2 separate regions of the Homo sapiens genome follow, and region 1 is linked to region 2. A link is a contact called in ENCODE Hi-C data. All regions are on one chromosome and are shown on one strand. Each heading gives the region's core, a stretch centred on a gene start or an enhancer-like site at or near the end of the contact. The rest is flanking DNA. Distances are from core to core; before and after follow the strand shown. Region 1 overlaps LINC02507 (long intergenic non-protein coding RNA 2507). Region 2 has its middle 33 kb from the start of MIR548G.

Region 1 (6,735 bases), core at 2,701-5,200, 270 kb before region 2:
GCTTTGCACATGCATTTCTTTGGCCTGGAAGTTTCTCTTGCCTTCTTTGTTTGACACAATTCCTACAACCTCCTAACACCCCAAGACATTTTATGAGCTGTAAGAAACCTTAGAAATCACATCACACTGACCAACAATGTGGGTAACAACTCTTGGGAGAATCTAATTTGGCTTTCTTACTGAGTCATTACTTTGGGTAGACAAGTTATCATCTGAACTCTTAACTAAACTGAGTAAAAAAATATACATAAAAGCATTTCGTAACAGCAGATTCTGTAAGGGAGGCTGACTTTGCAGATGCTTGGTGTGTTGTGGGAAGCACAAGGAAATAATAAAACACCCTGAGTCTTACTACACAGGCCTGAGTGGACTTCTGTAGCCATTTGTGCTGCTATAACAAAATGCCACAGACTGGGTAATTCATGAGCAATTGAGAATTATTTCTCATAGTTCTGGAGCTTGGGAAGTCAAGAACAAGGTGCTGGCATCTGGTGTCTGGTTAGGGCCTTCTTGTTATGTCCTCACATGGCAGAAGGTGGAAGGCAAAATGGGGCCTTTAGCCATATTATAAGGCATTAGTCCATTTACAGGGATGGAACTCTCATGATTTAATCACCTCCCCAAAAACCCCACCTCTCAATACTACCATGATGGGGTCAAGTTTCAACATAAATTTTGAAGGAGGAACGTTCAAACCATAGCATCCACGGAAAACAAAAAGTAAGCACGGATGTGCCCCTCTGGGGAAGGCTGAGGGTCTGAATGTGCTTCTGGCAAGAGAAATCATGGAGGAATAAAAAGAAAGCACATTACTTGTGCTATTATCTACCTCTGGGTTAAACTGAACAGTGGGATCAAAGTGGTTTGTTTGTTCTACTAGTTTGTTTTTTAGTAAAGCACTTGTTTATTTTGTTTTGAGGTAGTTTCTCTGGAGGGATTGAGGGCAAATCTGAGTGGAAATTACTTGTTTTTTCCATGTAATCCTATAATAAGTACAAGTTTTTTTTATAGTCGTTTGATTCCCACAAAGAGCTCTGTATTCGTGTGTGTGTGTGTGTGTTGTGTGTGTGTGTTTTGGGAGGTGGGGAGACAGGAAGCTGAATACAGAGGAGCTAAACGTTGAGAAAGTAAGAGTAGGAAAATAGGACATGGTATGTTGGAAGGTGAAATAAAGAGAAGTAAACACAGGAGTATCAGGAAAAAGGAAAGAGAAGCTCACAAGGGATAGTGTGGGGAAAGGACATAGGGTAGGTAACACAGTAAATCAGAAGGAAGCAGAGCTGAGTTGAATAGTGATGTGGTTTGAATCTGTGTCCCCATCCAAATCTCTTGTTGAATTGTAATCCTCAATGTTGAGGTGGGGTCTGGTGGGAGGTGATTGGATGATGGGGGCAAATTTCCCCTTCAGTGCTGCTCTTGTGGTGGTGAGTAAGTGCTCTTAGGAGCTGGTTGTTTTACAGAATGTGTCATCTCCCCTGCCTTCCTCCTGTTCTGGCTGTGTAAGACGTTGGCTGCTTCCCCTTTGCCTTCCACCATGATTGCAAGTTTCCTGAGGCCTCCCTGGAACCTGTACAGCCTGCAGAACTGTGAGCCAATTAACCCTCTTTTTTTTTTTTTTAAATAAATTACCCAGTTTTAGATGTTTCTTTTTCTTTTCTTTTTCTTTTTCTTTCTTTTTTTTTTCTGAGACAGAGTTTCACTCATGTTGCCCAGGCTGGAGTACAATGGCATGATCTCGGCTCACTGCAACCTCTGCCTCCCAGGTTCAAGCGATTCTCCTGCCTCAGCCTCTTGAGTAGCTGGGATTACAGGCACATGCCACCATGTCTGGTTAATTTTTGTATTCGTAGTAGAGATGGGATTTCACCATGCTGGCCAGGCTGGGCTCGAACTCCTGACCTCAGGTGATCCACCTGCCTTGGCCTCCCAAAGTGCTGGGATTACAGGCGTGAGCCACCGTGCCCAGCCTCAGGTATTTCTTTATAGCAGTGTGAGAATGGACTAATACAAATAGTAGAGTGTTGAAGCCATCCTCTTCATTTTGAAGATGAGCAAACTGAAGCCCATGGAGGCTATGTGAATTAGCAAATTGGTTAAGGCCAGAACTAAGGTGAGCCCTTGTCTCCTGTTCCATGAAGTACATGGCTGTGTGTGGTGGGTGGAGGTGAGAGGGGAGACCTCTGAGCTGAAGACAGAACCATGATGTGATTTTTTTTCCTGTTCATTATTGTTAAAGGCTAATTTTTAAAAATTTATTTTTACATTATTATTATTATTATTATTATTTTAAGATTCAGGAGGTGCATGTGCAGGTTTGTTACATGGATACATTGTGTAATGGTGAGGTTTAGGCTTCTAGGGTACCCATCATCTAAATAGTGAACATTGTACTCAATAGGTTATAATTTTTTTTGACATTTATCCTTCTCCCCTTCTCCCCATCTTTGCAGTCCCCAGTGTCTATTATTTCCATCTTTATGGCCATGTGTACCTGTTGTTTAGTTCCCACTTATAAATGAGAACATGTGGTATTTGATTTTCTGTTTCTGAGTTATTTCACTCAGGATAATGACCTCTAGCTCCATTCAGGTTGCTGCAAAGAACATGACTTCATTCTTTTTTATGACTGCATAATATTCCATGATGTATATATACCACATTTCCTTTATCCAGTCTTCCATTGATAGGCACTTAAGTTGATTCCATGACTTTGCTATTGAGACCAGTGCTGAAATAAACATGTGAGTGCAGGCATCTTCTTTATATAATGATTTAAAAGGCTAATATTTTTAAAAGGTGAATGTTTATATCATGCATCTGATATAAATATAAAATGAATACATGTAACAAATTTTGGTTAACTCACTAATTGTTGAGGGAACCCATAAAATGTTACTGGTTGAAAGAATTCAAAGTACTGCATACATACATATAAGCAGATAAAGAATGCTTAAATGGATAAGTAAATGTGACTTGGCATAGATTTTATTTAAATCATTAACTATTGAGAGAACCAGTAAAAACTTACAACAGGTTGAAAGTAGAATTTAAAGTACCATACACATATGTAAGAAGATAAAAAATACTAAAGTGTGCTGGGTGCAGTGGCTCGTAATCCCAGCACTTTGGGAGGCAGAGGTGGGAGGATTGCTTGAGCCAGCTTAGGCAACATAGTCACACTCTGTGTCTACAGAAAATAGAAAAAATTACCTGGGCACGGTGGTGCATGCCTGTAGGGTGAGGAGGGAGGATCACTTGAGCCAGGGAAGTCGAAGCTGCAGTGAACTGTGACCAGGCCACTGCACTCCAGCCTGGGTGACAGAGCCAGATGGTGTCTCAAAAAAAAAAAAAGCTCACATGAATTTGAAGGCATATGTAACATTGATCTATCCACAGGTGATAATCAATTGCATTCCAATACAACTAATTTGCATTTGTATGGACAAGAAACATTTGTATTATTTTTGGCTCTCTACAAATTATAGAGTTGTAAAATAGTTGAAATACAATAAAAGGTAGCAATATCATGGGAAGAGTATGCTGTATAGAACATTCTAGAAAAGAAAATAAATCTTCAGAGAAAAAAGTAATCTTTTTTTTTCCGCATTCCGAAGTCTTACACAATTTTTCTCAGCAAGAGTACATAATTGGAGCTGAAGGTGCTCCCTCAACTTTTTTGGGTCACAGAATATTTGGCAATGATGGAAACCAGGCCAAGAAAAGTGGAGGATTCTAGGAATACCTCCAAGGTCATACTGCAGGCACTTCCGGTCAGGATGCCACTGCTGCCATTGCCCTGCTAGATGCTCTCCACCAGCATTGCCAGATGACTCATGTGGCCACCTGACCCTGCATCTTTGCACTACATTCTCAAGTTTCAGTCTAGGAAAGGGGCATCGAGTTGACTCAGATCCCATGCCCTCACCCTAGCTGCCTAGACTGGGAAGAAGGAATATGAAACCACATGATTTCACTATGACAAACCAAGACGGACACAATGGGGATTTCTCGCCACAAAGGAAGGATACGTGATGTTGGCTAGTAAAAAAGAAAAGGCAAATATTTACTGTAAGCACTATACTAGGGATATACAAAACCATCAGAGAGGATTTAAGCTTTTTCTGGAGAAAGATAACATAATGAAGTGGGAAGATTAAGAGCTCATCTCTACTAAAAATACAAAAATTAGCCGGGCATAGTGGCATGTGCCTATAATCCCAGCTACTCGGGAGGCTGAGGCAGGAGAATCACTTGAATCTGGGAGGCGGAGGTTGCAGTGAGCCGAGATCGCGCCACTGTACTCCAGCCAGGCAACAGAGACAGTGTCTAAAAAAAAAGAAAGAAAAGAAAAAAAGAGCTCTAGACTCATATACCTAGGTCTAAGCCAGGTTCCAACAGGCTGAGTTATGGTGGGAAAATTGCAAACCTCTCTGAATCCCAGTTATCTCATTTATGTTAACATTACTATCTGTCTCAAAGATGCTTATGACTGCATAATCTGGTCCATTGCTATTTCTATGACCTATCTTCTTCTATGACTTGTCTCCTTGCTGAACTCTGCTCCAGCCCTCCTAGCTTCCTTGCTGTTCTTTGAGCACACAAACATCCATCTGCAGTAGGCCCCTTGTACTTGCTTGCTCCCATGTCTGAAAAATGTTCCCCCATATGAAATTTGTTTTCTCACCTCCTTCATTCAGCTCTCTTCTCTCTCTCTCTCTTTTGAGACAGGGTCTCACTCTTGCCCAGGCTAGAGTGTTTTGGCACAATTCAGTTCACTGCAGCCTCGACCTCCGGAGCTCAGGTGATCCTCCCACCTCAGCCTCCTGAGTAGCTGGGACTACAGGTGCACAACACCATGCCCAGCTAATTTTTTGTATTTTTTGTAGAAATAGGGTCTCACTGTGTTACCTAGGCTGATCTCAAACTCCTGCGCTCAAGCAATCTGCCTGCCTCAGCCTCCCAAAACAGTGGGATTACAGGCATGAGCCACCACATCTGGTTAGCTCTACTCTCAAATGTCACCTTGGCTTTGGTAATACCTTCCCTGACAACTCTGACGAAAATTAGAACTTATTTTACCTGGCACTACCTTACTTAATTTTTCTCTATAACATTTGTTACTTGTCTGTCTCCCTTCTCTAAACTGTAAGTTCCATGAGAACAGGAAATCAAATCTGTTTTAACATGGCTGTATCTCCAGAGCCTTGAACAATGTCAGGAACATAAAAAGTGCTCAATAATATCTGTTGGATGAATGAATAATTGCAAAGTGCCTGGCGTACAGTAGACACCAAACAAATGCTGATTATTGCTGTTTTTTATCAGACTCTGATTTCTCTTCCCATACCCTAAGCTGACCTGCTTTCCCAGAGGACTTATGATCTAGTAATAAAATTTACCAGTGCAGGAACTCAATCTCCTAATTCAATAGAAAACAACTAGAATATTGTAGTGTTCATATTGGTGATCACTTTTGGGATTTCACACTTATTCTTTGTTTTTTAATGTGTCTGATCTATGGTGGTGCTACCAAATGATTTGTATTAGCAGCTGGAAAAATCTAATAAAATTACTTTGAAAGTGCCTTTTGGGCCAGGCGCAGTGGCTCATGCCTGTCATCCCAGCACCTTGATAGGCCGAGGCAGGAGGATTGTTTGAGTCCAGGAGTTCAAGACCAGCCTGGGTGACATAGGGAGACTCTATCTCTACAAAAAATAAATAAATTAGCTGAGCATGGTGGTGCCTTCCTGTGGTCCCAGCTACTCAGGAAGCTGAGGTTGGAGGACTGTTTGAGCCTTGGAGGCCGGGGCTGTGGTGAGCTGTGAGTGTGCTACTGCACTCCAGCCTGGGTGATAGAGTGAGACTCTATCTTAAAAAAAAAAAAAAAAAAAAAGAAAGAAAGAAAACAAAAAATCAAGGTGCATTTTGAAACACAGGAGAGTCAGAATTTTTTTTTTAATTTTATCTCTAATAGGAAGACTATATTAGAACATAAGACTGCACATGACTATGTCACTGTTTCAGTCAGCATTCTTTAGAGAAACATTAGTTATAAGAAGTTGGCCTATGCAATTATGGAGGCTGGCAAATCCCAAGATCTTGTGGGGAGAGGTCAGTCAGCCAAGGTGATATCTGAGAGTAGAGGTGAATGAAGAAGGTAAGGGAGAAAGTCATAAGGGAGGACATTTTTCAGACACCAAGGAGAGCCAATGCTTTAGTTTCAGCCCAAACCTAAAGTCCTGAGAACCAGGAGAGCTGATGGTGTAATTCTGGTCTAAAGGTCAGCAAGCTCAACATCCAGGAGTTTGAGTTTGAGTCTTAAGGCAGGAGAAAAGCCAGTGTCAGCCAGACATGGTGGTTTATGCCTGTAATCCCAGCATTTTGGGAGGCCAAGGCAGGCGTATCACCTGAGGTCAGGAGTTCAGGACCATCCTGGCCAGCATGGTGAAACCCCGTCTCTACTAAAAATACAAAAATTAGCTGGGCGTGGTGGTGTGCACCTGTAATCCCAGCTACTCAAGACGCTGAGGTAGGAGAATTACTTGAACCCTGGAGGCGGAGGTTGCAGTGAGTGGAGATCATGCCATTGCACTCCAGCCTAGGCGACAAGAGGGAAACTCCATCTAAAAAAAACAAAACAAAACAGAAACAAAGCCAGTGTCCCATGTTGAAGATTGCCAGGCGGAAAGAATTATTTTACTTGGGGGAGGGTCAGCCTTCTTATTCGGATCAGGC
Region 2 (7,080 bases), core at 1,948-4,447:
GAAGATTTTTTTTAAAGAATGGAACCTAAGGAGAATAGACTTATTCTGTGCATTGTGAAAAAAATATATATGTTGACAATGATATAGGAAATAACACTTACTTATAGATAGCAATTATAAACTGTCTCAGGTAATCATTATTAGTTTGGGACTTCCTCCACAAATGAGTCAAGAGGAAATATTAAAATCAAAGGTAATTATTCCAATAGCACTTCTGGATCCTTTGTCGTCTATTAAATAAATTGGAGGAAGCAAATGGGGCCCACTAGCCCTGTGAGAAGGGTGCAGTTATCCTACACTAGTAACAATGGACAGCAGCCTAGTGTGGGAAAGGCAGAGGGGAAATTCGTCACCTTTTGGAGATGAATTAACTCCTTTAGGCTCTAGGTGCCATTCAGTACATATATTTTGTACGAATTAGCACCTTTGGGTCCAAGTCTTAATGAAGGCCAAAAGGGGAATGGTTTGTTCCCCAGACATCAGGAACATAAGACCTATTATTACTGTTTATAATAAAATACTGTACTTACCCAGCACCTTTCATCCCAGCTCAAAGGCTTTTTTCTCCCCTTTCCAAACATTCCCATTAACCCTAGCATTATCACTGGGATTAAGTGGCAAAAACATGATATCATTATTTCCATTTCTGAGAGAAAAGGACTAATCCAGGGGGGCAGCAATTTTCTCAGACCATGGTGACCAGAAATGGAAAAGGGACAAGAAATCAGGACTCCTGGCTTTCCCTCTTAGGCTAAAAATATCTAGCTGAAGAAAGGATGACAGGAACTGACTGCAGAAATCAGCAATGCTTTTGCATCTCCCACTCACTCCCTTATTACCCACAGGGCTTTCATTTGAGATGGAAGAGCCATGGGGAGTTCACCTTTCCCCAAGATGATTAAAGTGGGTCACAGGTCTGCTGGGTATCAACATTATTATTTTTAAAAGTATTGTAAGCCCACCCTCCTATAACACTTTAAAACATTAAAAAATAATCTGACAATGCATTCTAGAAGCAAATTCACTTGAGAAAGAAGCCTTAAAAAGGAATCTATCCTCTAAATGTTGAGTAAGACAAAGATCCATTTCAGCAATGGGGATATCATGGAGATCATCAGTCACACAGACAAGAGAACGCTCAAGAACCTGGATGCACATTGAGTAGGCAAATGACCTCTAACCCATGTCATTTTGTGCCTTATTCTCTCAATAGATCTTTGGGTTTTCCTCTCCAGTTTTCAAACAAAGCCTTCATTCCTTCACGTTATGGGATTTTTCTGAGAGCTGATCTGTAGTTTAAAAATAGAAGACTGTACCTTCCATGACAAATTGGTCACTAACAGACCCCCAGGGAAGGTGGGATTCACTGAGACAATTTTAGGTTTCCTGTACTTACAAAGGCATTTGCAACTTCAGGGAATAGGGCTCATTCATCATAGCTGGGGTAGTCAGGTATGATTGAAGAACCACTTTTTGGAGAGAAATAAATCGATTCCCCTTTTTATTTTTTTATGTGTGTTACTACTACTGAGTAATACTGGGTCTTTATTTAAATCTGTGATACTATCAATATAGATTAAGAAGATAGGCTTTGAAGATCTTAAAACCTGTGTAACCTTGGACATTTAACCTCACTAAGTCTCAGTTTTCTCTTTTGTGAAATGGGGTCATAATCATACTTACCATGTAGCAATAAGTAACAGAATGCATTGAAAGGGCTTCACACAGTGCCTGACACATAGTAAGAGGTCAATCAATATTGGATATTATCATTAACCCCTGGTATACTCAACTTATAAAGAACATAATTAAGGTTTAAAGGCATGCTGAATGGTGCTTGAAAGGGGCCACACATTTCAATGTTTCACCCAATTCCTTTGCTAACTTTGAAGAGAGAAGGTTTCTAGCAGATCCATGAAATCCATGTTTCTCTGGCTTATCTCCAGGGATTTTAATATCTACAGTTTTCTGCTCAGATGTTTTTTCTTGTCTAAAAGGATTTACTCACACCTTAGACAGTTATTTGACCCACTGTAGTCTCAGGTCCTCGGGTTGCCCCATATAATCAGAGATTAATTTCAACTTGTTAACGATTTTTTTGGAAATAAGTCAAAGAACTTTGCCTATTTGATCATAACCATCTTATGATTCATGTTTTATTTCTACACAATAAGAAAGAGGAGGCTGTTATTCAGAAGAGATTCTATTGCAGTAATTATATATTTTACCTCAATATTAGAATCATCTAAAGATGATTCTCAAAAATCCTGATGCCCAGGCTGTACTTCAGACAATTCAACAAAGTTTCTGGAGGTTGGACCAGGCTTCACTCTCAAAGCTTCCTGGGTGTTTCCACATGTGGCAAAGGTTGAAACCCACTCTAGTGTTAGCTCTACACTTTAGTAAGCATCAGAAGTATGCGAAGTCTGGTGATTCCAGGAAGCCACTCTCAGAAATTCCATATTCAGCAGGTCTATGCTAAGTTTTAGAGTTTTACATTTTTAACAAGCACATTCTCAGTCCCCACACCCACCCCATCCTGTGAATCTGGCTGAGTGGTCTTAGGACCACCCATTGGGAAACATCAGTGTCCACCAGCAATCTATTTAGTGATCCCATTTTTTAAATTTATAAGGTTCTAAATTAGAGTAAAAGCCTCACCCACAATATATATTACTCAGTCTCTTCCAGTTACCCATATAAGAAACTTCAGTTGCTTTCAAATATGTGGTCAATTTTAAATTAGCACCTCACAGTTTTCGGGCTGGCTTCTTGTGAACCGCTACGAAGCTACCTTAATTCACCAGACAAGAGGCAAGAAGCTGCTGCTTGACTTCAGGAGAGGTCCTGGGAACGTCTCCAGGGACTGAGGTTGCTTGCAAAGCTGGATTTGCCCCCAGGGTTCAACCCATTGTTTAACTAATTTTATTAAACTTTAAAAATAATCTTTCACTATAATTATCTTTTAGGTTTTCAACCATCTAGTGACATTTCTATAACTTTACCATGGTTTTATTAAATGAAAGCCTTTCTGACTGGATCTCATGTGACGCTGTTACATTTAATGTTGGACTTCCTGTTTGCTTTGTAATAAAATACAACTAAAATGTGCCCATGTTTAATTTTTCTCAAGTCGCCTTTCAGCTTCTTGGGCTTGACATTCCTGGGAGACACTCCACACATTTCCCTCTTGTGAAATCTGAGCTGTAAGCACACTCCATGTTTAACCCCCGCAGACAGACTCCAGTATAAATTGTTCTTGGGAAAGGCCAATGGGGTATGACTTTTAAAAATCTTCCTTTTATTGAGTTTCAAACCAAATATACTAAAACGTTTCGAAAATTGAAAAAAAAACACCCCAAACCAATCCCTCCAAATTTGTAGAACCTTTAGATTTTTAGAGAAAAATGATTATAATGCTCACTAAACAGCACCAAATACACAATGATGCACTTCTGCTTTCTATACAGTTAGGGTATTCACTAATTAACATGGCAATGTGATGATATCATGAGGGCTTTGGATACAGCCAACCTTATAATTTATGGCCTGTGGGACTAAGATTTTGTAATCTGAAAATGATAAGGCAAATTGAGAACAGCCATTCCAGCCCTTTATCCTTGACTCTGAGAATAGTTTACTTCTGGTTTCTTACACAGCTGCTCTCATCTCTACTGTTCACGATATGAGCGCTGTGAACATTTATCTTGTCTTCAAAATACTCTCAAGTGCCTAGAGCAGAGGTGCCTTAAGAACCAGCTTCAAGACCCAGCAGTAACGTATAATTCTGAAATAAAAATATTCCTGGTGACTTATGGGCCCAGGACCAAGTAAAAGGTGCCCCACTGAATTAAGATGGGGCTTAGTCACTAAAAGGAAAACCCAACTTTGCCCCACATATATTGCATTACTAAATAGCTGTACAGTGTGAGTACTTAGGTGGAGGGTCACTTACCTTCAAATGCATTCATTCATTCAACAAATGTTTAACATCACTTATGGAATGCCAAGTTCAGTTTGGGCATTAGGATGCAGCAGTGAACAAAAATCCCTATCCTCATGAACGTTCCATTCTAGTGGGAAGGGATGAGAATAAGCAAAATAAAAACTAAAAAAGTGAATTATATAGTGTATAAGTGCCATGGAGAAAAATAAGGCAGTCAAAAAGAAGATGATAGAGGAGAGAGTGTTGTTGCAATTTCAAAAATAGAAATGAAGAAGCCCTCACTGAGAAAATGACAGATGAGTTAAGGTCCCTAGAGAGGAAAGAGAGTTATGTGGGTATTTGGAAAGAGCAATCCATGTAGAGGGAAGGCTATGTGCAAAGGTCCTGAGGCAGGAGAGTGCCAACCCAGTCAGAAGCAAGGGGCCTGGAGCTTTAGTTCTAGGTGAAATCTACCACCCTTGGCTGGGGCAAACCAAGTGGACTTAGCCACTAAATTAAAACGCATACTGGGCTTAGAAATAAAGGACCCTACTAACCTTCTACTTCTCATCTCCCTCTGCTCCTGTTTCCCTCCTCTTTCTGTTTCTCTCCAAGATTTATTCATGGTGCTATTTTCTGTTTAAAGTTTTCTTCTTCTTTCCATCAAGGATTCTGTAGAGATTCCAAATTACATGGCTATGTCCTCCAAGGAAACATTCCAGAAGGTGGCCCTGACACCTTATAACCTTGTATGAAGGTACTTCTAGCCAATCAAGAACCACATAGGAAAGATAATTACGTTTCATAGCCCAACTTCATATTGAAAATTACAAATGCTGATTTTCTAAAGAAAACTGGTCTGGCTATTCTGGCCTGGTAAGAAAAGGGATTAAGCTGGTGTGGACACCTCTAGGAGGTGTGGGAAGCAAAACACAGGTCTTGGCATCAAACATGAGTTTGGATTTTAGTGAAGAAATTTTCTGAACGTATTTTCATCATTACCTGTTTTCGGAGGGTTAAATATGTTCAAATATCTTATTCATAATTGGTGGCCAATAAATCTTAGGATTACCTTTATACATGTTTAGGCATAAACAGTGAAAGGAGTCCAGGGAAGGCAGAAAAGAGAAGAAAATGGAGCAAAGGGATTTCTTTCAAGGAAACAAAGAAGAGCATATTTGTAGAACGAAGGCAAGAAGCCAGTGGAGATTTAAAGGTGAAAGGCCGTGCCCTTTCACTTTCGCACATCCCTGCAGGGAAGGCTGCAGATAGGACCCTGCTGTCATCACGTCCTCATAAAGCAGCCTCTGTGCCTTGAGATGGTCATGAATAGACTTGGGGTGGAGTGACAGGGGCCACAGAGATACCAGTGGTCTGTGTTGATCAATAATTATCTTCTGGGTGAGGATCCAGTTGCTGATAACAACCATGGGGTTAACTGATGTGATTTATGGCCTGTGAACATGATCTGTCATGAGAAATAATTAGTCCAAGTCAAATTCGGTGAAGAGGGGACTATCAGTTAGGCTCCTTTGAACTTTGATGACTGTGGAAAGATGTCCCCAAATCTCTTAAACACATTTATAATGCCTGGCACATAGGAGATGTTCAATCAATGGCTATTGGCCGTTATGTTAATTTTGATAACATAAGTAGTATTGATTTTTATTCTAAATCTGGTAGAATATTAATTAAGAATCAAGTATTATCACATGAAGGTAAAATTATCACAGATGGGAATAACAAAATGAAAAACAATAATTCATTTCAGTAGTTACAGATCAAGGAGAAAAGAACTTGGATTGAATCAAAACACACTGACAAAGTTTTGTGCGGATGGAAGAATGACACTAGACTCAAAAGCAACTTGAGACTTCCTTTGATTCTGGCCTCTCAAAATACAATGTAACTTTTTAACTTATCCCCTGGTGTCTTGTCCCCCACTCCCCAAAACCCAAACTGTTTAAAACTAATTTAGTATTTTTCATGTGAAATAAAAAGCTGCTGTCTTTTATAATAGATGAAATGATTCCATAATCACGTATACTTGGGAATGGAAATAGAATCCAGAAAAAGAAAGTACAACTACTGTACTTGAGAACTGTGCATTCCTGAAAACCCAGCCAGGAGGTGCTGACTTCCCCCTCTTTTGTTGAGACATCACGGTACTTACGGGGAAAAAAATAAATAAAGGAAGCTTGGGAAAATGATCCAAGCTTTTCTCTCTGTGCTCTCAAATTCATGCACTGTGTACAAAAACCTTTTGTATTTCTTTACTGCTTCTTACTATGAGCTAAGTGCTTTGATATATTTCCCACATCGAACACATACAACCCCAAGTGAAAAGTATTGTCCCCATTTGCAGATAAGAATAGGAATTAGAATATATATGTTACACCAGATAAGCACCATGCATAGCACCAGATATAGGGTTTGAACCTCTGTCCATGTGACTAAAAATAGGTATTTCCACTTCACTATTTTGTTGGTGCATGCCTGAGATATTTTCTGTTCTCTTCCTACTTGGTTTCTACCCACCATCTTTTTCTTCCCACTAATGTGCTTTACCTTCCATTTTACCATAGCCTACTTTTGCCATCTACTGCCTCTGTACCTCCTTTATAAAGATGTCTACAGCACAGAACAATTGTTGACAAAAGACATTGTTGTGTGGGAAATTCTCTAGGGTAGTAGAGAGTGTGGTCCTTGGGCCAGCAGTGTGGGCATCATCTGGGAATTTGTTAATCCTTCAAATTTAGGAACAAACTTGACAATGAAAGTTGTTTATGAATATTAATGGCTAGACAGTTTGGTTTCATGGAAAGCACTGAGGAGATTATATAAAGTGAAAATCAGAAATTTTAAGAAATTGCATGAGACCTTAGTCCTTTTTTATTTACTCCCATGAACAATTATATTTCACATGAATGAATTTGATCTGCTTTGATGTTTTGCAGTAGCTTGTTTTTTTAAGGAGGCATGTTTTTTCGTCCACGATTCCCTGAAACTGCTGCAGGATGCTCATCACAACTTAGAACTCCTTTCTGGGTACATCGTCATGATGAACACTTGCAGAGAGATTTACTAGTGCACAATATGAATCTTCACGCTAGTGGGGAAAGAGTATTTTCTAGCCTGGAGTGAATATCTTTGGA

The links. A loop is a pair of places that touch in the nucleus more often than their neighbours do. Pooled maps may share reads with other maps.
Region 1: a loop to region 2 is called in a map of IMR-90, with 2.4 times the contacts of the local background. The contact joins two enhancer-like sites. A Hi-C loop is called at or near these places in 2 of 168 maps with a recorded cell type or tissue (IMR-90 and chondrocyte) and 4 of 50 pooled maps.

The regions. Positions count from the first base shown.
Region 1 is chr4:147,575,331-147,582,065 of GRCh38, reverse strand. All of the region lies in intron 3 of LINC02507 (long intergenic non-protein coding RNA 2507), which reads right to left. Among named protein-coding and RNA genes, the nearest start is that of LINC02507, 9.0 kb to the right of the region's middle. Within about 2 kb of position 3,950, at least 3 of the 41 ENCODE cell types and tissues checked have a DNase peak (open chromatin) inside an H3K27ac peak, as active enhancers do; they include IMR-90, where a contact is called at or near this core.
Region 2 is chr4:147,308,613-147,315,692 of GRCh38, reverse strand. No RefSeq gene overlaps it. Among named protein-coding and RNA genes, the nearest start is that of MIR548G, 33 kb to the left of the region's middle. Within about 2 kb of position 3,197, at least 5 of the 41 ENCODE cell types and tissues checked have a DNase peak (open chromatin) inside an H3K27ac peak, as active enhancers do; they include IMR-90, where a contact is called at or near this core.